Regions from separate parts of the Homo sapiens genome. Here all the other regions are linked to region 5. The links are chromatin loops, found by intact Hi-C in ENCODE. Cell type or tissue: OCI-LY7. All regions are shown on one strand. Region 1 holds the start of CASK (calcium/calmodulin dependent serine protein kinase). Region 2 overlaps LOC124905181 (a long non-coding RNA gene). Region 3 has its middle 160 kb from the start of PPP1R2C. Region 4 has its middle 92 kb from the start of PPP1R2C. Region 5 overlaps LOC105373188 (a long non-coding RNA gene). Region 6 has its middle 160 kb from the start of PINCR. Region 7 has its middle 98 kb from the start of MAOA.

Evidence for each region. Hi-C counts contacts between places; a loop is a spot of excess contacts. Peaks named below come from ENCODE experiments on the same cell type or tissue, not always from the same donor. Only the 100,000 strongest peaks of a DNase experiment are listed, where the experiment ranks them.
Region 1: a loop joins it to region 5, with 7 times the contacts of the local background. A loop is called at or near these places in 7 of 110 quality-filtered maps.
Region 2: a loop joins it to region 5, with 4 times the contacts of the local background. A loop is called at or near these places in 2 of 110 quality-filtered maps.
Region 3: it touches region 5 in a loop (9-fold over the local background); 3 of 110 quality-filtered maps call a loop at or near these places.
Region 4: it touches region 5 in a loop (4-fold over the local background); 4 of 110 quality-filtered maps call a loop at or near these places.
Region 6: a loop joins it to region 5, with 3 times the contacts of the local background. A loop is called at or near these places in 4 of 110 quality-filtered maps.
Region 7: a loop joins it to region 5, with 9 times the contacts of the local background. A loop is called at or near these places in 5 of 110 quality-filtered maps.

Annotation. Positions count from the first base shown.
Region 1 is chrX:41,920,873-41,924,872 of GRCh38, reverse strand. CASK (calcium/calmodulin dependent serine protein kinase) reads left to right here and starts at 1,319. Exons shown (of 27, transcript NM_001367721.1): 1 at 1,319-1,943. The coding sequence starts at 1,885. RefSeq lists silencers at 965-1,544, 1,815-1,864. In OCI-LY7, a CTCF peak has its summit at 1,874; DNase peaks (open chromatin) are centred at 292, 1,162, 1,842 and 2,252; H3K4me3 peaks cover 3,520 bases; H3K27ac peaks cover 2,491 bases.
Region 2 is chrX:42,678,855-42,682,854 of GRCh38, reverse strand. LOC124905181 (a long non-coding RNA gene) reads left to right here. Exons shown (of 2, transcript XR_007068221.1): 2 at 64-1,306. Among named protein-coding and RNA genes, the nearest start is that of PPP1R2C, 97 kb to the left of the region's middle. In OCI-LY7, a CTCF peak has its summit at 1,916; a DNase peak (open chromatin) is centred at 1,874.
Region 3 is chrX:42,612,998-42,616,997 of GRCh38, reverse strand. No RefSeq gene overlaps it. Among named protein-coding and RNA genes, the nearest start is that of PPP1R2C, 160 kb to the left of the region's middle. In OCI-LY7, CTCF peaks have their summits at 1,493 and 1,702 (motif pointing left); a DNase peak (open chromatin) is centred at 1,657.
Region 4 is chrX:42,867,806-42,871,805 of GRCh38, reverse strand. No RefSeq gene overlaps it. Among named protein-coding and RNA genes, the nearest start is that of PPP1R2C, 92 kb to the right of the region's middle. In OCI-LY7, no CTCF peak of the experiment used is centred here; a DNase peak (open chromatin) is centred at 1,905; H3K4me3 peaks cover 1,767 bases; H3K27ac peaks cover 3,854 bases.
Region 5 is chrX:42,941,364-42,945,363 of GRCh38, reverse strand. LOC105373188 (a long non-coding RNA gene) reads right to left here. Exons shown (of 5, transcript XR_949037.3): 4 at 3,901-3,985; 5 at 308-824. Among named protein-coding and RNA genes, the nearest start is that of PPP1R2C, 170 kb to the right of the region's middle. RefSeq lists a silencer at 797-856. In OCI-LY7, a CTCF peak has its summit at 1,770; DNase peaks (open chromatin) are centred at 883, 1,013, 1,503 and 2,233; H3K4me3 peaks cover 2,607 bases; H3K27ac peaks cover 3,964 bases.
Region 6 is chrX:43,332,139-43,336,138 of GRCh38, reverse strand. No RefSeq gene overlaps it. Among named protein-coding and RNA genes, the nearest start is that of PINCR, 160 kb to the right of the region's middle. In OCI-LY7, a CTCF peak has its summit at 2,351 (motif pointing right); a DNase peak (open chromatin) is centred at 2,408.
Region 7 is chrX:43,556,016-43,560,015 of GRCh38, reverse strand. No RefSeq gene overlaps it. Among named protein-coding and RNA genes, the nearest start is that of MAOA, 98 kb to the left of the region's middle. In OCI-LY7, CTCF peaks have their summits at 181 (motif pointing left), 1,794 and 1,995 (motif pointing right); DNase peaks (open chromatin) are centred at 175 and 2,015; H3K4me3 peaks cover 249 bases.

The DNA of each region.
Region 1 (4,000 bases), 1.0 Mb after region 5:
AGTACCCAAATCCTTAGCAGGCAAATCTCTCAGCCTTTTGAGGGAGTGGTCAAGGGTTTGCACGAAACGTTTCTGAAGAGAAAATAGGCTGTGAGTCTCCACATCACCCCCTCCACTTTGGTATTAATAAATACTTTTTTTAAAAAAAATACTGCACTGAGAAATTTACCAGACGATTTCTGGAAACTGACTTATGAACTAATTGGGCACTTTTGCTGTGCGGAGGAACAAAGACACTATTGGTCTTCAACTGAGGCATATACCTGTCTGATGGCGCTGGCTCATTCCGCACATGCTCAGTTGAACAGAAATCTTCATATTGAATGCAACCTAGCACAGCGGCAACACCCAGAACCTCACTCCCTGGCTGCTCCTGTGCCTGCACTCCCTCTAGTTGCATTCTGTTCCTGACAAGTCTAACATTTATAGGGAGTATAGAGAGCAGAGTAGGTCCTGGGAGTTTGAGGACAATATACAAATGAGCTTAAAGTCACGGTTTGTCCCTGCCTTCCTAGCTTCTCTCTAGGTTGGTCTCTAGTGAGGGTAGGCGCTGGATAGATATTTGTTGAGTTTGGGGCAGAACGTGGGAGAAGCTGTCTCTATAGATGACCGTTTGCTGTCGCACACCTTCCTAGGCAGTTTTTGTTTAGTCCTTTTCTTGGACGACCTCCCCTTACCCCCAGCCCTCATCTTCATTAAGGAATGACAGGGTAGCACTAAAAGCATCCGCTGCCAAGCACGGATTCAGTGACAACCTCTCTCCACCTCTCTTTTAGCTTTCTCATTCATTAGCACCCTTTCCCTGCCTCTTTTCCCAGCAAAAAACTGGGAAAGGCTCCCTGCGATTACAAAAGAAGGAAAGGGGAGCGGCCAGAGTTTCGTGCCTCTTGCCGGACAACGAGCGTGCAGCCGTGGACCTTTTGTCTCCAGCCCCTTTCGCGGCTTGGTCGCGGCTAGGCGCGGAGGCGACGACCCCAACCAGCCCCGCCTCGGCAGCTGCAGCCGGCGCGCCCCACTCAACCCCCCGCGCCCTCTAGAATCCCGGTGCCCGCCCGTTCGCCGTGACGCGGCCGGCGCCCCGCGCATGCGCCGCTCGGCCCGCTCCCCTTTCCCTGGGCCACCGCCTCCCGACCGGTTGGAGTGGGCGGAGCCTGTGGTTCTGGAAGCCGCGCCGCCGACGGGGGAGGAGGGCGTGTCTGCGCGAGGCGGGTGAGCGGGGCTGGCGAGCCGGTCGGCTGCTGAGGCGTAGGGGCGGAGCAGAAGGCGGCGGCCGCGGCTCCCGCCCGCACAGAGCGCCGGTCCCGCGAAGCCCCCTCCCACTCCCGGGCGGGCGGTGGCGGCTGCGGGAGGAGGAGAAAGAGGAGGGAGCGTCTCTGCCGCCGCCTCCTGGTCCCCAGCGCCGATCCGCCGCCGCCGCCACCTCCCTCCGCGGCGATCCTCGCTCCATGGTCCTGCCGCGGCCCCCTCTGTAGCCCGAGCTGCTCCGCGACGCGACGGAGCCGGCCTCGGACAGAGGGAGCGGTCGCGGCCTCGCGGCCCGCGCGGGCTGACGAGCGGAGAGCGCGACGCCGCGCGGTCCCCGAGGATCCGCACGCCGGGCAGCGCGGCCCGAGCAGCGCGAGAAGCAGCGGGCGGGCGGGCGGCGCCGGGCCCGGGCCGCCCTCGCTCCCGCGCCCCGGCCCCGCCGCCCGCGCCGGGGCGGTCGCCTGCAGAGGAAGGCGCCGCAGTCTCTGGGCCTCGCGGCCCCACTCGAGCGTCCTCGGCACCGAGGGCTCGCGGGTCCTGAGGGGAGGAGGCGATCCCGGGGCTGGGCACTGAGCTCTTGGGCGCCCCCACCCCCGTTTTCGAAGCCCTCCACGCTGCGGCCGCTATCCCCTCCGGACCATGGCCGACGACGACGTGCTGTTCGAGGATGTGTACGAGCTGTGCGAGGTGATCGGAAAGTGAGTCTCCACGCGAGGGAGCGGGAGTGTGGAAAAATGCATTTCAGTGATGCCCCGGTCTTCCCGCACCCGCTCGGGGCCTGCCCCCTGCCCTCCCTCCTTCCCCTCTTCCCCTCTCGTCCTTCTCATCCTGGAGTATTTATAGACGTGTACCTGGAGCTCCTGCCAGGCGGGGGCCTGGGGGTTCTCAGCGGTCCATTGAGGCCACCGAGCCGAGGTTGGCCACCCCGTAAGGCGTGGGGCCGGCTGCCTGCATTTTATCTGACGGTTGCACAGGGACGTGGCACAGCCGATTTTATAGTTGCTTCAGTTGGGGTTATTGTTACCTTGCATGTACCATAGACCATTTTTGAAACAGAGCAGCTTGCATTTCCTTTGCTTGTGTGGTGAGAGAGTCCAGGGTTTTAATTGTGGGGTGTGTGTCTATTGTGCGGGATATTAGACAGATGCCTTTGTGTACACCCCATGCTCGGATTGGAGGGGGTCATTTAAGACGGGGTGCTTTCAGTTTCAGCAAATTCCCTCCTGGTGTACACGAACGTGGAAAGAGTTGGGGGCATTCGAATTTTTAATGCCTTGTTATGCAATGACTGTTCAATCAGTGCTCGAGACTCCCCTCGACTGTTGTTGGGATGGTGGTTAGCGTGGTAGAGCCGTCTGCTTTGAGTCACCGGGCTGGTCTAGAATATAGAACTGACAGTCCAAATGCTCATCCTTTCATCTGTGTTGTATAATTACGCTGGGGAAAAGCAGGGAATCAGATTAATCACAGTGCTGATTGAGAATTAAATCTGCAGTTCCTCATCTAATTGTCCATTCCTTAAATCTATTTTGAATAGTTTCCTTTTCATTCTTGTCAAACAGTACTCCAAGTGCACAATCCTGCTAATTTGCTTGTGAAGGAAATGCTGGCAATCTGAAGTTGATTTCCTAACACAGCGTGTATTCTGCGGCTTTAGAAGTTGAGGAGATAAGATTTAAGAGCAAATTTTTGCTTAATAAGGATCGCTAGAGCTAACATTGAAATATCTTACCTCTTTTTTTTTTTTTTTTTTTTTTTGGAAGCGGTGCTTTATTGTCTATTTTAAGGTCCACAGTTGGGAAATGAAACCAAGACCTTAAAGCAGTTGGCCCTATCTCTTTTAAGTTGTCTGCAGTACTCAATTTCAATTTGAGTGCTAATTTGTTTCCTTTTCTTTCCATATTGAGGTATTACAGTGTTGCCTCACATGGTGAAATTGTGGGTAGAGCTTGCTACACACTTTACTCAGACCCAATTGATGTGAGGACATGTTACTCCTTGCCCTATTGTTACATGACCAGCCAGACTTAAAAGGAAAGTATCCAAATGTGTCCTGTTAAAGTGCTTGTGGAAGTGTTCTAGAACAGCACTGTCCAAAAGATATATTATGAGCCACATTTGTAATTTAAAATTTTCTAGTAGCCACATTTAATAAAAACATACAGGTGCAATTAATTTTAATAAAATATTTTATTTAACCCTGTAGATCCAAACTTAACATTTCAACATGTAATCAATATGAAAAAATATTAATGAAATATTTTACATCTTTTATGCTAAGTCTTTGAAATCCCAATGTGTATTTTACACTAATAGCACATCTCAATTCTGACACTAAGCTACATTTCTGATGAAAATCAGAAATACTTAATCTGTATTTAGGTTTCATAAAATTTGCGTTTGCAAAAGTATATTCACATACCCAAGTTGTTCCCAATATACATAAAAGTTTTCCAATAACCGAATCAAGTACCTTTTTCTAAATTTAAATTTTAATTAATTAAAATTAAATACAATTCAAAATTCAGTTTCCCAGTCGGACCAGCCACGTTTCAGGTGCCCAGTAGCCACATGTGAATAGCACAGTTCTAGAGAGAAAAATGCATCAAAAATCTCCTTGGTTTCCTCATTCTTAGGAGCACCCAGTGAAGATAAATTAGGTGTTTCCCAAAAGCCTCCAAATGACTGTATGTGTGGGTGAATGATGTTTGTTGCATCTTAGTTATAGCTGATGTAAATGAACTAACAAAGTCAT
Region 2 (4,000 bases), 260 kb after region 5:
AGATGTTTAGTTTGGATGATTTGTATTGGGATTTTAATTTTATATTCCTTTTATTTAATATAGGATGTGAACTTGGAAAAGCTCTAAGGCAGCCCAGGAAAAGGCAGACAAGAAACCATCATGAATGGGTGCTGCATGAGCAGAGATTGTCAAGAAAATGGGATGGTAATTTGCATAGGTCCACAAAGCGAACATTGATTTGAAGTGTTCCTGTGAATGGCCAGTAGACAGGATATAGAAACAGACAGGAAATCATAAAGTGGAGAATGGTGTATAAGATGGAGTTTCAGCCTGGGGAAGTACATAAAATAATGCCATGTCAAGGTCATAAGAACTTCGACAGTCAGGGAGATGACAAATAGAAAACTGATTCATAAATCCTGAAATAAAATATTACTACCTAAACTCTAAATCAGATGGCCACCAGGTCAAAAATAAATTACAAGGTGAATCTAATGTAGCTATGTAATTAAAAATTGGCCATGTTGATGAGGCAAGAAATTTTGGCAATAACAGTAATGAAGGTGTCAGGGCTCAGAAAATGACATGCCAAATTATGGCACTTTAGTGTGCTGAGTACTTTGAACTAAAGGAGATTGGAATGCCTCAGAAGCAAAGCCACTCTATCCCCCACCTTTCTGTGTAGGTGTATAGCAGATGCATCTGACAGCAATAACTTAAGCATACCCTGAGAAAGACCCTCAAGTCTAAGAAGAATGTGTGTTTGGAGTTCTGAGCTAAGAAATCCAGGAGTGGCAAACCTAGAGATTCGCTCCTTGTCTATGAAGGACATATGACCCCCTGGCCCATGCCTTGGAATGCAGGCCATATAGGGGATTAAGGTCCTTTGTTTTGGGTTATATGGAGGTTGTTAGGTGGAGGGTGGTAGCAGGTTTTCAGTCCAGCCCACCACCACTGTACTGCCCCATATGTAAGTCCTCAGTAAACCCTATGTGTCATCTGCTGGTTCCGGGTCTCCTCTCTTCTTCCGCTTCTAGGACATGGTGCTATCCCTATTGGAGTCAGTAGGTCTGGCACAACAGTAGGAGCTGGCCATAAAGAAATTCTCTGACCTACCTTGTCTGATAGCAGGTCATAAGATCCTTATTCCAGAGGGGTCCTGCCCCATACCTGGGAGAAAGGAATGCTACACAGAGGTCAAGGAGAAGCCAAACAAGCAGGACTTAATGGGTTTCCCACTCCGTCTATTGCCATTAGATCATACATTTTTTGTGTGGAATCATATTTCTACATGGTTGTCCATTCTTCATGAAAACTAAGAATAAAAGTAGACAATTTTCCCTGAGTCTTTGTGTCTTCATTTCTGAAGGCTTCCTTGTTATGTAAAATTTTGATTAAATACATTTGTTATGCTTTTCTCTTGTTAACCTATCTTTTGTTACAAGAGTGTTGGCTGTGATTTTTATGATGGGTAAGAAAGGTTACTGCACCTTTTCCTGTCCTACAAAGGAAAAAAATAATCAAATTATATCTTAGTTGGAAGTAATCTAAAAACTATATTAACCATTAACTAGAGACTATTTTCACCAGGGCTAAAAACAAACATGGAAAAAAAAATAAGACTATCAGAATTAAAAGACTTATAAAGCTTATGTCACTATCAGCAAAAGACTAGAAAACTTTTCCTTGGAGAATAAGAAACAGGGATTCAGACTCAGGTACATAAAATAACCTTAGTACTTTATAATCTTACCTATATATTTTCGGTATCTCTTCAGCCAGAGGGGTATTATCCCACTCTGTAGTTTAGCATCACAATTAATTTAAGTGGGGTTAAAGAAACACCATGTTTTTCATGTTCTTGACATCCCATAGCCCTAGTCCTTCTCTCCAGAATTGTGTTAACAACAAAGTTATGCTGCCACCTAAAGAGCAAGGCTCCTTTTCAAATTTAAACTATGGGCTGTTGTTTTTTCTATCTCTCTATGCTTATTTCTAACTGTCTGACCTGGAGCCCCATAGCCTTGGACTAGCCAAGCGCTGACTCAGGAAAGGGAAACAAGAACACAAGGCCTGAGTTTTCCCAGGAGCAGAAAGCACTGAAGATTAGAAAGGCCTTTGTCGTCTTTGTTATGTGTAATTTGACTAAATCTACTTAAATAAAAAAGAACTGGGGGCTTCAGAGAACCTCTGTACCCTTAAATGAACAATATAATGCAAAGGGGAAAAGAAAAAAGTGAATGGGGAAAAAAATATTTTTTTCTTTTCTGCTGAAAATATCTAAAGTTTCATTAATAAAACCTGGATCCTTTTTCACTAAATATGGTTCTGACCTGTTCGCAAAAGGCCTGTGCAGAAATATCAGGTAATTAATAATGCCTTGAGGGGAAATGTGCTTTAGATGTTTTATTGTTTTTTTAATCACTTAACATGGTTTTTAAATGATTATTTATTTCTGGCCACATTGTTGCATACTGATTTTAGGGTGGCTTACATAAATACATTTAATTATATAAGATAAAAACTAATAAGAAGCAAAGAAGAAAAGCAGGGTAAAGGAGAAAATAAAAGTAGTTGAGATAGAGCCAGGGGTTATATTGATACCCCAAATGCGTGTTCTAAGTCCTCATTGTTTCACTAGAGATGTGAGATGTGAGAGACAAAACCAGGCACATGTCTTACAACATCCATACAATAAAAATCAGACTTGATACTCAAAAGAGCCAGAGAGAAATGTCTCCCCTGGATTCTCATAAACAGGAATATAATGGACAACTTCCTCAACAGCATCCCTACAGTAAATACAGAAACAGGTTCAAAGGGAAGTTTCTTACACTCCCCTTGGTGCCACCATATAAATATAACCCAGGAAGAGCAATTTGCCAAGGACATCCACACACATCTCTGATGGTCTACCTTGGTCCAGGGAAAGAGATGAGCATGTGCAAAGAATGGATGAATGCACTGCACATCCCTCATTCAACAAATCACCATAAGTATTTGGTTTTTTGGCCACACTTGGGAGAAGCACCAAGTTCAGGAAGATACCCCAGACAAGTAGCTGGAGAGCAACTGCTCTGTGTTGCCAGCTTTGCCGAGTTGTAAATAAAACTGACTTCTTGTCATTGTTGAAGAGCTCTGTCTCCTGAGGCAGCTCCCCTTTATGCATATGAGAAACTGTCCTTTCACTCACTCCCAAGAGAGCATGCCTGAACCACAGAGCATTCGGGAGAGGGCCTGAGCTCTTCTAGGTTTTATTGTACCTAAAATTTGAACAATTCTGGGGAGCCATTTTAGAAGATACATACAAAATCAACTGCAAAAGTTAATTTTTATTTAGAATGAGAAAACACAACAAATTACAAAATCTTTAAAACCTGGCAGATACCATGAACATTTCTAAAAATTAACTAATATTTTTGATGAATTAACTGCCTGATACACCTGTATTGTACATTATTTTCTACATTTTGACTGCATATTCCTTAATCTTTTATAATATTTTCTATACGGAAAACAGAAAGATAATTCAGCCTTTTTTCTAGCGCAAATGATGGAAATTTGTTAAAAATCCATAGTTTAGGAAGTTTCTTTCCACTTTACAACCTGTTATTGACAATGACAGGTGCATTATTAGGATTGCCAAATTTACAAAAATCTCTATCGAATTTCTTTCATAGATACACTGTGATATTTATAATTATTTTTCACAGATCAGTTTCTGGCTGCCTATATTTGCTTGTCCTCCACTACCTACCTTTATACTCATGCTTCCAAGTTCCAAAGGACAAGTTCATATCACAATATGATCCTTAACCTTCATGTTACAGTGAGAGATAAATTAGCATCATGGGAAGTAGGATTATATTATTCTATCAGGATGGCTAGTAACAACTGCACAAGAAAATGACTGTGAAAATACATAGACATACCCCACTAAGCTTTACCTAAATGGATCCTGTAGTAGGCTGAATAATGGCCACTTGAAGATATCAAGTCTTAATCCCTGGAACAGGTAAATGTTACCTTATAAGCAAAA
Region 3 (4,000 bases), 330 kb after region 5:
TGTGATCAATTCTTAAGAAAAATGATGACCATCAGATGCCAATCACCAGATGACCTAAATATTGGGGAAAAATTAATTTTCAACCAGATATTTTAACTGTGTTCCATGAGGTAAAGGTAAATATATTTGAAGTATATAGGAAGAAAAAGTTCTCAACAGAAATATAAGCTATAAAATATAATTAAATAGACCTTCTAGAATTGAAAACTATAATACCTGAAATTTTAAAATCATTGGATGGGGATTCAGTAGTACAATGGATATGACAGGGAAGAGTCAATTAATTTAAAGATAGAGCAATAGAAAATATACAATCTCAGGAACAGAGAAAAAAATAATGAATATTGAACAGAGCTTCTGGTATTTGTAGAATAATACCAAATAGCATGACATATATGTCATTGGGAGTACCAGAATAAAAGCAAAAAACAATTGACATGCAACAACTATATGAATAAATAATGAGACAAATTTTCCCAAATTTAGTAAAATACAGACATTTGTAGATTTAAGAAGCTCATCAGACCCCAAACAAAACAAATTCAAATAGGAATATGCCTAGACACACCATAATCAAACTTTTGAAAATGAAAGTAAAGAAAAATTCTTGAAAGTAGCTAGAGAAAAATGACATACAGGGGAACAAAGATTTAAATGACTTATGCAGGGGAAAAAGGCAGACAGGAGGCAGGACTAAATTGCAGCTCCCACTCAAATGAACAGAGCAGGGTGTGGAAATTCACATTGTGAACTTTTGCTCCAAAAACTATTACAGGCACATACCAGGAAAGCCAAGAGAATCCACAGCTACTTTGAAGGAAGTGGATTGCTCCTGCAGGACCTGGGAGACAGCCCAAATACTGTGAGTGCCCAAGTGTGAAAGTGGGAAAGGGGGATTGTCTGCCTCCGAACACACACCCTCACTGGGGAATCTGAAGGTCCAGATCACAAAAGAAAAATTCGACCTTACCTGGGGCTGAGATAATTTAGAGAGCCAAGCAAAATACAGGAGTAGAGGAAGCAGTGGGAAGATTCCTGTGGGCTCTCTGGGTCCCCAGGGAAGTCATTTTTGATTTTATATCACAGTGGTCCTTTGGAAGGGCTGCCAGAGGAACTGGGAAAAGATCACAGGGAGAAAGAAATCTCCAGCTCAACTTTGTTAAGAATTCCAACCAAATGCAGAGTTTCCTAGACAGAACTCGAGGAAGGGGGTAAATCTGGAGTGCAAACATGGGCAGGTGGGGAGGTGTGAAATCTGAAGCCCTGCTTGCTTCCTGCTCACCCACTGCCTGCAAACAAACTTTGTGCTGTTGGTGGCGGGGGCATGGTGGGAATGAGACCAGCCTTTTGTATTCCAAGGGAGCTAGGTGAGGCCTGTACTGCTGGCTTTCCCCACTTCCCTGGCAACCTGCATGACACAGCAGAGGAAGCCATAATCCTCCTGGGAACATAACTTCATTGACTTGGGAACCACAACCCCATCCCCCAAAGCAGCTAGGGCAAGCCCCACCCAAGAAGAATCTGAGCTCAGACACACCTAACCCTGCCCCCACCTGATTGTCTTTCTCTACCCACCCTGGTAGCTGAAGACAAAGGTCATATTGTCTTGGGAGTTCTAGGGCCCCACCCACCATCTGATCCTCCCTATACTATCACAGCTGATGCTTTCTTGAAAGCGCCACCTCCTGGCAGGATGTCAACCAGCACAAAACTAGTGTAATAAACAACAATGATACAACTAAAGACCCTCACAGTGTCCATTTTACTCCCCTAACACCTCCACCAGGCCAGGTGCTGCTATCCACAGCTGAGAGACCTGAAGATGGGTCACATCACAGGACTCTGTGCAGACACACCAGTCTGTGCAGATGCCTACCAACCTGGAACCTGATAGTCCCGCTAGGTGGCTAGATTTAGAAGAGAAAAAAACAATTACTACAGTTCACCTTGCAGGAAGCCACATCCCTAGGAAAAGGGAGGGAGTACTACATCAAGGGAGCACCCCATGGGACAAAATAATCTGAACAGCAGCTCTTGAGCCCCAGGTCTTCCCTCTGACATAGCCTACCCAAATGAGAAGGAACCAGAAAAACAATTCTGGTAATATGACAAAGCAAGTTTATTACCCTCAAAAAATGACAGTAGCTCTCCAGCAATAAATCCAAATGAAAAAGAAATCCCTGATTTTACAGAAAAAGAATTCAGAAGATTGATTATTATTAAGATAATCAAGGAGGCACCAGAGAAAGGTGAGGTCTGATTTAATGAAATTAAAAAAAAGATACAAGATATGAAGGGTGAAATCTTCAATGAAATAGATAGCATAAATGAAAAACAATCACAACTTCTGGAAATCAAGGACACAGTTGCAGAAATGGAAAATGCACTGGAAAGCCTCAGCAATAGAATCGAACAAGAAGAAAGAACTTTACAGCTCGAAGACAAGGTTTTTGAAATAACCCAATCCAACAAAGACAAAGAAAAAAGAATTTTAAAAAAATGAACAAAGCCTCCAAGAAGTTTGCGATTGTGTTAAATGACCAAATCTATGAATACTTGGCATTCCTGAGGAAGAAGAGAAATCTAAAAGTTTGGAAAACATATTTTAGGGAATAATTGAGGAAAACTTCCCCAGCCTTGCTAGAGATATAGATATCCAAATTCAAGAAGCTCAAAGAGCACCTGGGAAATTCATCACAAAAAGATCATTGCCGAGGCACATAGTCATCAGGTTATCTAAAGTCAAAACAAAGGAAGGAATACTAAGACCTGTGAGGCAAAAGCACCAGGTAACCTATAACTAAAAACTTAACAGATTAATAGCAGATTTTTCAGCAGAAACCCTACAAGTTAAAAGGGATTGGGGCCCTATCTCTAGCCTCCATAAAAAAAAAAATTATCATCCAATAATTTTCTACCCAGAAAAACTAAGCTTCATAAATGAAGGAAAAATAGTCTTTTTCAGGCAAATAAATGTTGAAAGAAAACACCACTACCAAGCCAGCACTACAAGAACTGCTAAAAGGAGCTGTAAATCTTGAAATAAATCCTCAAACTATATCAAAACTGAACCCCCTTAAAGCATAAATCTCACAGGACCTATAAAACAACAACACAGTAAATTTAAAAAAACAAAAAAAAAAAACACACCAAGGTATTCAACAAATAGCATGATGAATAGAATAGTACCTCACATCTCAATGCTAACATTGAATGTAAATGGCTTAAATGCTCCACTTAAAAGATACAGAATGGCAGAATGGATAAGAATTCACCAATCACGTTTCTGCTGTCTTTACAAGACTCACCTAACGCAAAAGGACTTACATAAACCTAAGGTAAAGAGGTGGAAAAAGACATTACATGCAAATGGACACCAAAAGAGAGCAAGAGTAGTTATTCATATATTGAACAAAACAAGCTTTTAAAGCAACAGCAGTTTAAAAAGACAAAGAGGGACATTATATAATGATAAAAGACTTCATCCAACAGGAAAGTATCATAACCCTAAATATATATGCACCTAACACTGGAGCTCCCAAATTTACAAAACAATTACTACTAAACCTAAGAAATGAGATGATAGCAGCACAATAACAGTGGGGGACTTCAATACTCTATCGACAGCACTAGACAGGCCATCAAGACAGAAAGTCAACAAAGAAACAATGGATTTAAACTATACCCTAGAACAAATGGACTTAACAAACAGATATTTATGGAACATTCTACCCAACATCTGCAGAATATACATTCTATTCATCAGCGCATAGAATATTCCTCAAGCTATTCTATATGATAGGCCACAAAACAATTCTCAATAAATTTAAGAAAATTAAAATTCTATCAAGTGTTCTCTCTGATCACAGTGGAATAAAATTGGAAATCAACTCCAAAAGGAAACTTCAAAACCATGCAAATAATGGAAATTAAATAATCTGTTCCTTAATGATCACTGGGTCAACAATGAAATCAAGATGGAAATTAAAAAATTCTTTGA
Region 4 (4,000 bases), 74 kb after region 5:
TGATTTTGGTGATAGTTCCATGGACAACACATATGTCAAAACTTATCAAATTGTACACTTTAAACATGTGCAGTTTATTGAGTGCCAATTATACTTCAGTAGTTTTTAATTAAAGAAAAAGAATCTTTTGAATATGCTTTACAAAGTCAAAGTTCAATCCTCAAGATTAACTGGTGTATCCTGCCCTGACCCATTCCAACACTCTTCATTCCTGAGGATAAATTTATGCCGAGGGAGGGAGGCAGAAAACAGCCTTATTTTACACACACACACACACACACACACACACACACACACACACACACGCACACAGCAAAAAACAAGTGAGAAAATGAGAAAATGTACATTAAAAAAAAAAAAAAAGTAAGTTGGAAGCCAGATGTGAGGTTAGGAAACAAAATGCTTAGTGTAAAGACCTGTGTACGCACAAGATAGGAGGCATAAATTTCTAAGTTCTCTAGAGATTAACACAAAGAAGGAAGAAAGTTATTCAAGATGGTCAGAAAATAAAAACAAACAAAGGGTTCAGGGGTAGTACAGCAGAGGCCAGACAGGAATTTCTTCCATGGGATCACAGAAAGAAGAGATATCTAATGCAATAAAAATATCCAAACAGCCTCAGCAACATTGTACAATAAATACAACTACTTTTGTTGAGTTTTTCTTGCAGTGTTCTTCAATATTGTTCAATAACATAAAAAGTGTGATTCAAAAAAAACAGGATGTGGGGGAGAGAGACGGGCACAAACAACACAGTCCAGGTATGTATGTCTCTCTTATGGTCTAGGTTAATCCAAGGATAATTTTAGAGCCTCTGGAGAAATAAAGGTTTACATGTGTCTTGGCTGTCCTTCATTTGTAGAATGAGGGTTTTGTTGATATTAATTGAGAGTGAATTCAAGGTTATACTCCCTGAATGTATCTAAAGTACATATATACTATGTTGCTAGTAAAATGAACATCTCAAAGTTAAAAAAATTTAAAATGTAGAAGTTGGGCAGTCAAAGGAACACAAGTGTTCAGCTGCTCATAGAGGTAGCCAAGAAACTATATGCAGAGAAGGCCCTGGATTTTCTAAAAAGTAATTTGGGATCCTCTCTTCCATATGAATTTATAAGTGATTAGAACTCAAAATTCATCCCATAGAACTGGCATGCAGGAATTTTAGCCTAAAAATCTTCCAAGTTGGTATTACCAAATGCTAACTATGACCATAGGATAGATACAGACGGAGGAAAGAGAGATAAGCAGATGAGGAGGCAGGTTTGCAGGTTGATAGCTAGTTACATATGTTGATAGATACAATGCCTAAATTTAAGAGAACATCTTAGGAAGCCCTCCCAAAAGAATTGACTGTTGAATATGACTTTATTTTTCAGCCAGACAATATTTACATGTTGCACAGTTGAGATAAGGGCGTTTCTTCCATCTAGACAGTGGGGAAGTCCATGATGGAATCTTTCAACTTGGTTCTAAATTATCTTTTCTTATTATTCTACAGGTTCTATTCATTCTTTCCTATAAGACTCATGTTGGTTTGGCCCCACTTGGTCCCCTATGTGTAATGCAGGTTTTAGACATTAATTACAGTAAATTCTCAGAAACCATAGGCAACCAATTCTAAATAATATTCTGGGAACTCTGCATATTTCTTTTTATTCATTTATTATCCTGAGAATGGTTTAGCTATTTATTTTCAGGGTTCTTGTCCTTTCGTCCCCTTTCCTAAGCACCTCTTTCTACCTCAATGCTCAGCCCTAGTACGGTAATGGGTAAGCAGCAGTAGCAGTGTAAACACTTCTGCTTTTATCAGCAACAGTAATTTCCAGATTGGCCCCAAATCTAAGAACAGATTCTTCAGTTAGATTACAAAGAAAGCTTTAGGCATTTCCTGTGTGACCCTCCAGCCCTGCAGCAATTTGGGGGCTTTCCCATTCACACCTGTAACTTTTAGAGTTGTGGTATTGTTAGTTCAGGATTCTTAATTGAACTGTCAATCAATTTTAAGCTCTCCTTTTTCAGTGACTTGCTCACGACTATACAAATGACCTTTCTGTGCCTCTGCACTGAAACCTTGCCCATGCATCTCAAGACTAAGGCCAAAGTATCCTCCATACCTGGTCCTTGGAAACCCCCTCTCTGTTTCATATTTGAGAGAGTCTCCCCATTTGCTTCCAGATAAGATGCACCTACACTATTAGGTCTCTAAGGCCCCTCCTTAACTACTTCTGACCTGGCCGTCCCCTCTATACCTTGCTACATCCTAGTCTGACTTTTCCTTATAGTCAGAGGTCCCTAGTTGCCCCCTGTTATACATAGATCTTCCTATCTTACTGCTACATCATTGCCTAATGGCATGATTGCCTAATGGCATGATAAGACCAGTGCATGCACGCTGCCTATCATTTGCAACTCACCATTCTTGAAATTTTACTGAAAGCCTTATCTCCTCCAAGACTCTTCCTATATTGTTCCAAACCTTCTCATTACAACGCTATTCTGCACAGGTATGTGTGGAAACAGTACTAATACCAAGCGGGCTGGGTTGCAGCCCAGTCTGTGACTGTGTCAGCTGTGTAATCTTGGATAAGTCACTTAGCTTGCCTTGGCCTCTCTTTGCTCATCATTAAAATGAGGATGATACTACTTAAACTCATTTGACCCACACAATAAGTTAGGGAGGTTCCTAGGAAAGAGCATTGCAAAAGTTCTACTCATTCTTTCCTGTGTGACTCACTGATTATGCCATATTGGTCCCCTGTAAATGCGGGTTTCTTTGTATGAGACCCTCATCATTAAGTAGAGTGAATTCTCAGAATCTGACGGCAATCAATGTGGCCATCAGACCAGCAGCATCAATATTAACTGGAAAGCTGTTAGAAATGTAAATTATCAGGCCTTACCCCAGACCTATTACATCAGAAATAGTGGGGTAGGCCCAATAAACTGTTTTAACAAGCTCTCCGAGTGATTCTGATTCAGTCTAAAATTTGATTGTCTAATTTCCTTCTAATAATTCTATTCATCTATACTAATATAGTTCTCTGTTTATTTAGCTGCTCCCTTGAGATTGGAAACTTTCTGAGAGAAGGGATATGTCCCAAATGTCTACCACCAGCACTCACTAAAATCCTGATGAAGGATTATTGTAAGGTAAATTATCTTAATATGAATCTGTATTGCAGCCTGAAAATATCAGTTAGCATTTTTCATTTTTACAAAGAAGATCATTGGATTCATAATACTCACAGAAAGATAATTAATTGACCCATTTATTTTTCACAAACTGTTGAAAAGATACCAGGCAAGACAGTGCCAAATGGAAAGCTCAGTTGCAACTCCTATATGCCTCCATCCTCAGACAATTTTCCTGGGTCTCCAAACGTCAGAAGCTGCAGTGAGCAGGGAGTAAGTAAAGGAAGGTGTGGGCGACTTAATGAAAGAAGCCCTGAACTTTACCCAGAGCCTTAACATTGCAATAAGTAGAGCGCCCTGTGCAATGATGCACCAGGCTTAAACAATCAACTGTGTTAACATTAACAAAGCCAGCTCCTGTACTTATATTCTGATTTTAATTACACTTGTGTTTTCAAAGCCAGACTCTGAATAAAAATGCAGCTACAAAGCCGTTGTAGGCACTATGTAGAAATTCTCTAAAGAATAAGTGACACTTCGGGGCCAGATCATTTTAAATTCTAAATGAAAGAGCCATATTTTCCACCTGATATCACTCTATGCACAAGATTCTGATATTCAGTGAAATCACTGAAAAATACACATCAGCAGAATGCAAAATGATCCTAATTTGGTCTCTTTCAGACACACTGTAATATAGCATAATACACATTAACATTAGAATTTGTACCGTACAGCCTGGTTATGTAATATTAGATATTGTCATTTTTGCTTTTTTTTCAAATACAATGCCTAATGGTTATTTGAATATAGTTTCACTTGGCTTAGATAGGCAAGAATATGTTCTAGATATTGTGCACACCTC
Region 5 (4,000 bases):
TCAAATGTGCTTGTTAACATTAAATTTATCTTTCTGTTAAATGTTTTGCATTAGCTGTGATCATTTTTGAATAGACAAAGGGTCATACATTGTGCCAGACAAATTCTTTTTCTATCTCATCAGTGAAGAAAAAATTTCTATCCGTACATGACATACTTTGGATTTGTGGAGTTTTGAAGTTTCTACATATTTAATATGATTTTAATCCATTTAAGCTCATAATTTATTTTGTAGTCAGTCTTTGGAACCACACATTCTCCCAGCTTGGATAATATTTTCATTTGAGTATGGACATAATTTGGATCCTACTTTGAGCAAACTATCTTGTAATGGCTTTCTCATATGTCACCTTGTCTAGGCTGAATTGCATTTCCCAGAATTTTTTCTCTTGTTTGTTTTGAGTTGAGGTAAGACATAGGGAAGATTCTTGAGACATTTAGAGGCTGAAAGAGAAGCAGTGGCCATTTTGTGGCTCACACATATTGTTGCTGATCTGTAGATTCACCCTACTGGTGTGAAGCAGCATCTGATTCTGTGGCTGCTCTACCTGCCGCTGATATTCTTTCAGCTTCTCAGACTCCTAGACCAGGGGTGTGTGTTTCACTTTGTGACAAAGGGCCCCACTTCTGCTGGATACCCTCATTACCAAGGTTAGAGGCAACAAGAATGAACACAGGTTTTAGTCCTTCTCCACGGAGTTCCAGCTTAAGCTTGTTGGTTCCAGCCTGCTTGTGTTTTTCCTTTTCTGACTGCCATCCCTGTGATCTTGAAGCCTCAGCATCATGTGTGAGAAAACAGCCATACAGAGACTGCTTAGCCAGCTCCTACAATTGCATAAGGCCAATTCCGTATAACCAATTTCTCTCTCAGATAGAGGAAGAGATACATATAGCTATAAATAAAAATATAGATAATATAGAGATACCAGTAGTTCTCAGCTGGAGGCAATTTTCACCCTCAGGGAACATTTGGCAGTGTCTGCATACGTTTTTGGTTGTTACAACTTGGTGGAGGGTAGAGAGTTGTGCTACTGGCATATAGTGAGTAGAGGCCATAGATAAACCCACAATTCACAGGACTGTCCCCCACCCTCACACCCCAACAAAGAATTATCCAGCCCAAAAGTCAATAATGCCACTCTGCAGAATATCTGATATAAATATAGAGATCTAGATAGATACTAGTTTTTGCTTCTCTGATTAAATGCTAACTGATACAGATTTTAATACCAAGAGTGGTTCCAGGGGGATAGAATCTTAAGTATGAATTCTCTGACTTGGTTTTGAGTCTTCTCTAATATGATTAAATTTAAAAGCACTAATGAGTCTACTTCTAGCAGTAAGAAGGGCACTGGTAGTCAATGGCATGATGTGGCAATAGAGATACACAAAATATCCCCACTGGTTACTGTTAGGGTCCACCCAACTGGACTGTTTCCCCCTCCCATAGATCTAAGCCCCAAAGGCCAAAAGCAAAACACCCTACCCCAAACCCTCCTGTAACTGTTTGACCAGAGGCCAGCTGCTCCAGGATGTGGTTAAGACATCTACCTTGCACAACAGAACTGGCAAGAAAAACATCTCCAGGAAGTGGTCAGACACCTGGCACAAAGGACCCCCCCCCCGCCCCGTCTCTTTTCTTTTTCCTTCACCTTGACCCAGTTCTACACCCTATAAAACCTTGCTATAGCCTGTAAGTGGGGCTGCCTCCTCTGCTTTTGTCAAGAGGTGGCCTGGCAGGACTGACAATAAATCAGCTTGCCTGAACTTGGGTCTATTGGCCTCATTCCTTTCTCGGCCATCCTTCCAATTATCCCTTACAGTTACTCCTAATCAAACACTTACAGAAGACAAGGTTCTGGGTGACCATGTATTTGATGCCTTAGCACATTTTAGTCAAACCAAGGAGTACAATGAGGTTGGCTGTTTGCTCCTAACTGCGTGGGAGAAAGTAGGGAAAGGATAGGCTCGGGAATTTGAATTATCAGCTCAAAGTCCACATAAAGAAACTGAAAGCTTCTGTTTGCCCTGAAAGAAATTCTTATCTTCCTTCCATAGCCACAGGGCCCTGAAAACCAAAATTCAGAGTCTCCGCCCTGCCAGTGGCTGAATGATGCAAAGTGATTTCTCAGCCTTGTAGCCTCTGTATGAATATAAAGCTGGAATGGGATCCTATGGGCAGATTCTCACAAAGCTGGGGACTCTAACCCCTGAGTTCTGCTGAGCCTTTTTTGCCAGTAGAAGCAGCCTTTCTACTCCTGTCTTGAGAAGATTGGCCCTCCTTTGCCTGCCTTTCCTGAGGTAGTTGACTGGTAAGGCACTGCTGATCCTCTTTAAGACCTACCCCCACCACCTCTCTTTGCTTCTAAACCTATAACTTACCTGAAGTCCCAGCGGGCTCAGAGGGGTAAAGTACAAAGTGTAACCCATGAGGAGCTGCTATGCATACCAAAAGCATTGTACAGTTTTATCACTTTATATAGTCAGAAACCTGGGGGATATGCATAGGAATCAATTTTAAAGATATGGAGTCAAAGTGAAAGGAAAATGAAGTTGGATTGGGCAGAATTAGTTGATATGGGCCTGTATTCATCAGCTTGGCGTGCCATAACAAAATACCATGGGCAGGGTGGCTTAAATAACAAAAAAATTATTTTCTTACAATTTTGGAGGATTGAAGTTCAAGATCAAGGTGCCAACAGGCTTAGTTTCTGTGGAGGGCACTTTCCAGCTTGCAGATGGCTACCTTCTTACTGTACCTTCACATGGTCTTTCCTCTGGGCATTCACGTGGAGAGAGAGAGAGACAGCGCTGATGTCTCTTCCTTTTCTTATAAGGACATCAGCCCTATGGAATTAAGGCCTCACCCTTATGACCTCATTTTACTTAATTATCCCCATCTCCAAATATAGTCACATTGGGGGTTAGGGTTTCAACATACACATTTTGGGGAGGAGGCAACAATGCAGTCCATAACAGGGCCAACTAAGCAAATATTCTAGATTCAGTGTTTCAGGTTGAGGGGCTTGACAGTTTACTTGGTTGGTTGGCTGAAACATGGACCCAAAAGTGACCTACAATAAATGAAATCAAAATATGCCAGAACTTTTGGGGTATACTGTAGAGGAAGATATCTAAAGGCTTAGAAACATTTGAATGTTGGAGTGTCTTTATCATATAAGACCTACTCATTCACCTTGAGAGGGCTCTCAGAACACACCCTTTACCCTGGCTATGAGAAATAAATCTGTAAGGGGAGCTCCAGCATCCTTGATGAGCTTTGTGCTGACTATTCATTATAGACCAGAAATTATCATGGGAACTGCTACCATAAACTAGGATCCCTAAATGTAATAACAATGATAGACTCTTGAGACGACAAAGGCCAAGTGGCAGTGGCAGCACTTAATTGCCTTTGTAAATTGAATTGTGTTCCCTCAAAAAGATATGTTGAAGTCCTAGCCCCCAGTATTTGTGAATGTGACCTTATTTGAAAATAGGATCTGTGTAGATATAATTAAATTAAGATGAGGTTGTAATGGATTAAAGTGGTCTTTAATCTAATGACTGGTGTCCTCATAAGAGGGAAATTTAGACATAGAGATGCACAGGAAGAATGCTGTGTCATGACGAAGGCAGAGGTTGGAGCAAAGCAGTTGCAAGCCAAGGAATGCCAAGGATTGCCAGCACTCATCAGAAGCTAGAAGAGAGGTATGGAATAGATTCCCTTTCAGAGCCTCAGAAAGAACCAACCTTGCTAACACCTTGATTTCAGCCTTCTAGCCTCCATAATGTGGGAGAATAAATTTCTATAGTTTTAAGCCACCCAGTTTGTGGTACTTTATTATGGCAAACCTAAGAAACTAATACAAATTGCCTAAGACAAGATTAGTATAGTTACCATAATTGCCAGCAGAGTCAAAGCAGTGATTAGAAGAGTCTGGCTCCCAGAAATCTTTAGTGTTGGCTGGTTGATCACAGTGCCTCTAAAAAAAAAATAG
Region 6 (4,000 bases), 390 kb before region 5:
AATAATTGTTTTAGTACTTTAACTTACCTAGAAATGACTCAGACAACTTTGTGACTATTACTTAATTTAATATTATATAACATAACTTTAAAAATTTAAATTAGTGAAAAATAATTGAAAATATGACACAAGTACCCTTCTTAATGTGTCCCACAGTTATCCTGGGTCCCAAGTACCTATATGGCACCCAAGGATGGCTATAAAGGACAGGGCCTATCTGCATCCTAAATTTACATACCAGGTGTAGAGCTCAGGACAGAGCACAGAGCTGTGAAAAAGATGCCTGGAGGATCTGATTGTTCTCAGCATGGCCAGGAGGCAAAGTTAGGCCAGAGAGGATGAGGATTGGGCTTTACTATGCCTTATAGCTGGTGGTCTAGGCACTGAGGATATGTCCCCAGGTCTCACCACATCAACCTGTCCAGACCCCAGAATCCAGTCTCAAAACCAAAAACATAAACTCACAGACAAATCAAGCATCAAAAATATTACAGAAGCAGCAGTTTTATGACCTTAGAACATGTAGTAGAGATGGCACAAACCTGTCTGACCAGTAAACACAGGCAAAAATATCTGAATTATATTTCACTGAAAATTTTAGAGCCATTTCTATTTTATTTTGATAATTTTAAAACCAGTTTTATTTGCCAAATATTATCACATACACACAATACATAAAGACATATAGACATACAAATAGACAGAAGCAGATCTTATAGCTTTCACAGAGAATTTTCATTTGCCAGTTTCCAAATAGTTTTTCTTTTTCTCATTCAAATGATCAATTTTCCAATTACCTGTTTCATTGACCTAAGCAATTGTTAGCTAAGCAACACTAAATTTGCATTTTTAAAGGGATGACTCTTACATGAAACAAAGTAGAAAATTTATAACTCAAAAGCATAGCTCTGAGTCTCCAGGCCTAAATATTGTACCATCATTTGCTCAAACCAAAGAAAAAAAAAAAAAGAAAAAAAAAGAAACAAAAAGGTTTTAGGTAAAGATCCAGTTAAGATAAAGATGGCCTGAGGAAAGTACCTTAAACAAAGTAAGTCTTTTTATGTAAATTTAAAGCAAAGGTAAGAGTTTCTAGTCATTTAGTCCTCCCTCTCTTTCCCAGGGTACAGAGGCAGGCAGGCCCCCTTCAAATGGTGATCTTTTAATAGATACCAATTTCTTTTATGAAAATATTTCAAAATATCCAGCTAAAAGCCAGAAAGGTATATCTTGGAAACCAATTTAGTTCAATAGGCAATCTTTTAGCTACTATTTCTTAGCTAAATTTACTGAGTTCAGGGTAGAGCCAATTAAAGAATAGGGCAAAGAACCCATTCTCTATACATTAACTAAGCATGGATAACTCTGAAAAAGAAGTAAGCCTGCTTTACCTGAGGGCCTGCCTTTTATAAACAGTTTATCCAGGATAGCTTTATTTTAGACTTTAGGATTAGCTAGTAACTAAGCCAGAAACTTAGCATATTATTTTTCTTATCAATTAGTCACTTACAATTTTTACTTGCCTTTTATAAAGTGTCTTCTCATAGAGGGAATAAAAATATTGAAATCTTTTTTTTTTTTTGAGACAAAATCTCACTCTTATCCCCCAGGTTGGAGTGCAATGGCACAATCTCAGCTCACTGCAACCTCCCCCTCCTGAGTTCAAGCGATTCTCTTGCCTCAGCCTCCTGAGTAGCTGGGATTACAGGCACCCACCACCACACCCGGCTAATTTTTGTATTTTTAGTAGAGACAGGGTTTCACCATGTTGGCCAGGCTGGTCTCGATCTCCTGACCTCAGGTAATCTGCCCGCCTCAATCTCCTAAAGTGCTGGGATTACAGGCAAGAGCCACTGCACCTAGCCCAAGATGGAGTTTCATTCTTGTTGCCCAAGCTGGAGTGCAATGGCACGATCTTGGCTCACCACAGCCTCCGCCTCCCGGGTTCAAGAGATTCTCCTGCCTCAGCCTCTCTAGTAGCAGGGATTACAGGCGAGTGCCACCACGCCTGGCTAATTTTGTATTTTTAGTAGAGACAGGGTTTCTCCATGTTGGTCAGGCTGGTCTTGAACTCCCGACCTCAGGTGATCTGCCCACCTCGGCCTCCCAAAGTGCTGGGATTGGAGGTGTGAGCCACCACACCCGGCCTTTAAAATACTGAAATCTTTTTAGAAGCTTTTGCACATCAACAGGCATCCCTGGTTAATCCTATCAACAGGCATCCCTGGGTTACCCTATTTCAGGAGCCCTCATTTTAAAAATACACTTCTAAAAGTCCAGTGTTTTTCATTTGTAACATCCACTGTACTTTTAAATTATTTTTAATCAGATTTCACCATTTCTGTGTTTGCTGTTTCTGGGACCTAATACATATACATGTATAGGTAGGTGTTGCCACAAGGTGGAGTAGTCAGTTCTTCAGAAACTATGGATTCTGTTTTTATATTGAATCTTGGCTTTGGCTCTCAGATCCACTTGATCAATGTAGCCAATGATGTTTCCCTACCTAAGCATGCATGAAAAAGAAACAAAGGGAACAGAACACAAAAATCTCTGCGAATTTCCTAAAGTCACAGTTCTTACCTGCTGTAGTATTGCCATTTACTGCCAGTTCCTATCTGACTCAGACATCTGAAGCCTCTAACTGGATCCAAGCCAGTTAATTATCAGATCTAATATAATAATCCAGGACTGATCCTGGATCCAGTCCAGTTTATACAATGACTTCTGAACCCAATTTGGTTAAAAAAAAATTGCTCAAACAAATTTAGATAGCTGAAAACACAAATCCATAGAGCTTCAGAATCTGAGCAAGAACTTACTCATGATCCCCAATTGATGTGAGAGAGCAATGAACACAATGGTCCCAGTAGGTACATTGCTTGGTCACTTAATGCTCCTGGGGAATGCGGGAAGCTCCACTTTGGGTCTCACTTCTGATGCCATGTGTTAAAAGAAAAACCTTCTAGGTGCAGTGGTTGACAATTGAAATCCCAGCACTTTGGGAGGCCAAGGTGGGAGGATCACGTGAGGCCAGGAGTTTAAGACCAGACTGGGCAAGAATCTGGGTGCTACAAAAAATAAAAAAAAATTAGTCAGGTATGGTGGCACACACCTGTAGTCCCAACTATTCAGGAGGCTGAAGCAGGAGCATCACTTGAACCCAAGAGTTTGAGGCAGCAGTGAGCCATAATCCTGGCACTGCACTTCTGCCTAGGTGACCGAGTGAGACCCTGTCTACAAAACAAAACAACAACAAAAAACTTTAGACAAATTAAATTTAACAGAGTTTAATTGAGCAAAGAACAATTCAGGAATTAACGAGGCCCTTGAACCAGAATAGATTCAGAGAGACTCTAGGACAGCCACATCATCGAAGAGGATTTATGGACAGAAAAAGAAAAGTGATGTGGGCCGGGGGCATGGTGGCTCACTCCTGTAATCCCAGCACTTTGGGAAGCTGAGGTTGGTGCGTCACCTGAGGTCAGGAGTTCCAGACCAGCCTGGCCAACATGGTGAAACCCCATCTCTACTAAAAATATAAAAATTAGCCAGGTGTGGTAGCAGGTGCTTGTAGTCCCAGCTACTTGGGAGGCTGAGGCAGAAGAATCACTTGAACCTGGGAGATGGAGGTTGTAGTAAGCCGAGATCGCACCATTGTACTCCAGCCTGGGTGACAAGAATGAAACTCCATCCCAAAAAAAAAAAAAAAAAGAAAAGAAAGAAAAGAAAGTGAGGCACAGAAACAGCTTATTGGTTATAGTTGGCATTTGCCTTAATTCAACATGGCTTGAACAGTTGGCCACCTTTTAGCTGAAACTCAGTGATTGGTAGAAGAGCAAGTTATAGTCTATTTAAACATTTAATTAGGTTATAGTTCACCATGTACAGAGAAATCTTCAGGTCACGTTTAAAATATTTAAGAAGGCAGGTTAAATTCAGTGACTTTCTTAAGATCTCATGGTAAATTGGAAGCTGGGATTAAGGTTTCTGAGACAGAATG
Region 7 (4,000 bases), 610 kb before region 5:
GTCTCTCTTGGCCCCAGGCATGGTGTTACTACACTAGGCTTCATCTTGAATTGAGGTGGGGACCCTGGCAATCAAAGCCAACTTCTGCCAGATGCCCAGGAGAGTGAAGAGAAGAAAGCAGAAGGTCTTTTCCACGAGGTGGTCTTTTGCTGCCACCTTCTGGCATCCTTTCACTACACCCCAGATTCTCAGGAAATTGAATCAAGTCACACCTCCCCAGGGGAGGTGGGCCCAGGGGGAGTGAAAGAAGCAGACCTTACTCAAAGACAAGAAGGCTCAGCTGGCCCTGGTCTCCTGTTGGTTAGAGGGCAGCAAAAGCTAGCATTTCAAGAAGCAATAAAATACAATTTTTCTAGTCTTTAGATGCCGAAACCTAAACTTTGGTTTCATCCTCTTACTACAGCTCTAATTCAAAAAAAAAAAAAAAAAAAAAGAAATGCCAGCGACAGCCACCTCTTTGCCTCTCCACCAACTTCTGTACAACTGCCAGCACAGATATGGAGATATCCTACTTCTCTGCCATGCTTGGAGTGGTTGCCCAAAGGGCAGGAACTGACTTATAGGTTTTTAATTTTTTTATGTGTGGTTATATATATATATATAAACATAAAGCCATTGTAACTATTTTTAAGTGTGTAATTCAGTAGCATTAAGTACATTCACATTGTTGTGCAACCATTGCCACCATCCATCTCTAGAACTTCCTTATCATCCTAAACAGAAAATCTCTACCCATTAAACAATAACTCCTCATTCTTCCTACCCCCAGCTCCAGTAAACTCTATTCTACTTTCTGTCTTTATGAATTTGCCTATTCTAGGTACTATATAGAAGTGGGATTATACAATATTTGTCCTTTTATGACTGGCTTATTTCACTTAGTATAATGTCCTCAAGATTCATCAATGTTGTAGCATGTATCAGAATTTCATTCCTTTTTATAGCTGAGTAATATTCCATTGTATGTATATAAATGTGCAGAAAATATTGAAGGATACAATAAATAGCAAAAAATAAATGGTATAAAAATGTTAGAGAGATTAAGAAATTTTAATAACTGAAATTGCAGTTATAGTTAAACTTCCTTTATTCCCCTTCCCAATCCTATTCTCCCTCCTCCCTCCCTAAAGGTAATCACTACCCTGAAGTTGATGGGTTTCTTCCCATTTTATATTTTTATATTATATGTTTAGTTTTCCAAAACAATATATAGTATTCTCTTGTGTTTTTATATTCAATAAATAGCATACTCTATGTGACATTCTGAAGTTTCCATGTCTCACTGTTGTTTTCAAGATTTATCCATGTTGATGCATGTGGTTCTAGTGCATTTCATTTTACTGTTTTATCCTTTTAAGTATGTGCATGTGACATATTAGCCATCATCCTATTGCTGAACATTTAGGATGTTTCCAGGTTTTTTTTTTTTTTGCTGTTACAAATAATGCTGCCATGTATTATTTGTATCCTTACCACATTTCTTTGAGCACAGGCTTTTCCTGGGGTCTGGAATACATACCCTGAACTAGAATTGCTGAGCTACAGGCCATGCACATCATCACTTTTACCAGATTCTGCTAAATGTCTATTGGTACAGCAAAATAGCACTTCAAATTTGGACAGCAGTGTTTGAAAGTCCCAATTTTTCCATACTCATCTCCAATTAGTATTATCAGTCTTTTTACTATTTCTCAGTCTGTTGGATAAAAATGGTATAATGGTATCTAATTGCTTCAGTTTTCATTTCTTTGGTTTTTAGGGGAGATAAGCATCTTTAGTATGTTTATTAGTCATTTGGAGTTTCTTATCTATAAAAATTCTAAGACTCATTTATATTTTAGAGTTTGAAGGAGTTCTAAAACCTATCCGCCCAATGAAAACTTATTATGGGTGTTTACCTATTTCCTTTATGAAGGCTTATTTATGGGTGTTTACCTATTTCCTTTTAGTGAGAGAACTTCAATTTCATGTTTCAGGGCTTGCTGCCACCAGATGTCAGCACTGTACCATAATCTCAGAGCCCAGCTTTGCCGGAAACGTGTTTTCCGTGATTCAAGATGGTGGGTCTTAATCATGTTTGGTAATACAATTGGATTTCTGCACATTTGTGCAAATAACTTGTAAAAATTCAAATATACTTAAGTAAATTATATTCTTTAGAACAAAGTTTTAAAGCAAGTTGAGCCCTGAGTCTAAATATCTGCATACATATTAGATTTCTGATTTCTACTGTGTCAATCTTAAAATTAGATGGTAACAAAATGTTAAAGCCAACATCTTTCGAATGATTATGTGCAGAGAACTGAGCTAAGCGCTTTTGACATATAGCCACGTGATTCTTACTGCAGTTATGTAAGGCAGGCGTCCTCACCTCATCTATCAAAAAGGGATAACTGAGACATAGAGAGGTTAAGTCAGTTGCTCACTAGCACACAGCTAGTTAAATGTCACATCTAAGGTCTTTCAACACAGGCAGGTTGCTTTCAAAGTCTGTATTCCCTGCTATTATGCTACTCTGGCTCTCAACATATGGAATTCTGCAATCAGCCTGTGTCCAAATCCCCTAGGGAGTTTGTGCTTAGGGATAAGAATAAACTTGAGCTAACAAGGGGGAATCCTTTCTAAAACTGTCTCCTGGTGGTGGAGGCGCATCTGCTTATTTCTGAGGTCAGCTGTATCTTCTAGTAAGAAGGCTTTTTTTCTTTTTTTAATCTTCCTTCTTTCAAAATCAGTTTCTAAAATAATAACCCAATTTTTTTTTTCACTCTGCCTCTTGGCAAACTTTCTCTGAATTTTACAGCATCCAACAAAAAATACCTGTGTGCTAATGCTGTATGTGTCAGGGTATTTTCCAGCGTATTTGCCACCTTCCCGTTAGTACCTATGCTCACAATATACCTTCACTTGGAAAGAAGACATTGCCTTGTCTCTCTGCTTCTTATCTTTTGTGCTCACAACAGATTAGCACCAGGCGGATAACAGATATAAGAGGGTGTGGTCTAAATACTAGAGAGAAGTAGAGACACCTGACCCCTGCCTTCAAGCTTCGGAGTGCTCACTCCTCACTTTTCACCCCCATTGTCCAGTCACTGTGTTTCACTAAACATGGGGCAATATGATCTCTGCATGGGTAGCAAGAGTCTGTCTGTGAGCTTCTTGCCTCTGCTCAGTGGAGCTAGGGGTCACCAGGTTTCCCCTTCGATGAAAGATCAAGAAGTCTCTTGGGAAATAACTCCTCCAAACAAAGTGGATTGTCTCAACTGTCCTTCCTAATAACAATGCCCATGTTAATCGGGGTTGGGATGATTTTGAGTATTAACATGTCCTACTGCTCAGCCAGTTCTCCAATCTAATCCCCACTGACTGACGCTGAAGTCCTGGGGTGAGAAAACTACAGGAAAAAACTGGCAGAATAGCTGCATTGAAATGCTTTTACTCAGGATCTAAAACAGTGCAGCTTTGTTTTGGAGTAGCATTTAAAATGCCAAGATGAGGAAAGAGGAATTGTCTCTGCTTCTGAGGAAAACATAGCCCAGATATGGTAGAACAAAGGCTCTAAATAACCCAGTGAGTTGCCCTGTTATGTTATCTCACCCGTGGCAGTGCCAAGGCTCTCACCTATGATGACAGAGTTGTTATAAACTGAAGGACATTGCCTCTTGAGGGCATGGGTGGCCTGACATCTCAGCTACAGGGAAACACAGCAGAAAAAAGAAATGGCTAATGCCATGGAGTGGCAAAAAGAAATATTTCTGTGGGCTCAGGCAAGGTGTCCCTTGGAGACTCCTAGAAATAGTGCCTCTGTCCTTTCCTCTCCCTCCACCCCAACCCGAAGATCTTACTTTAGCAGGCATGGGAAAAAGATTCAGAGAAATATTACTGATGATTGTGATTTGTACAAGTCCATATTCAAATGAAATCCCCAGGAATCAAGACAGATCATACAAAAACAAATTAGAGTAATTTTCCCTTAGGAGTTCTTGTTGGGGTGTTCAAAACA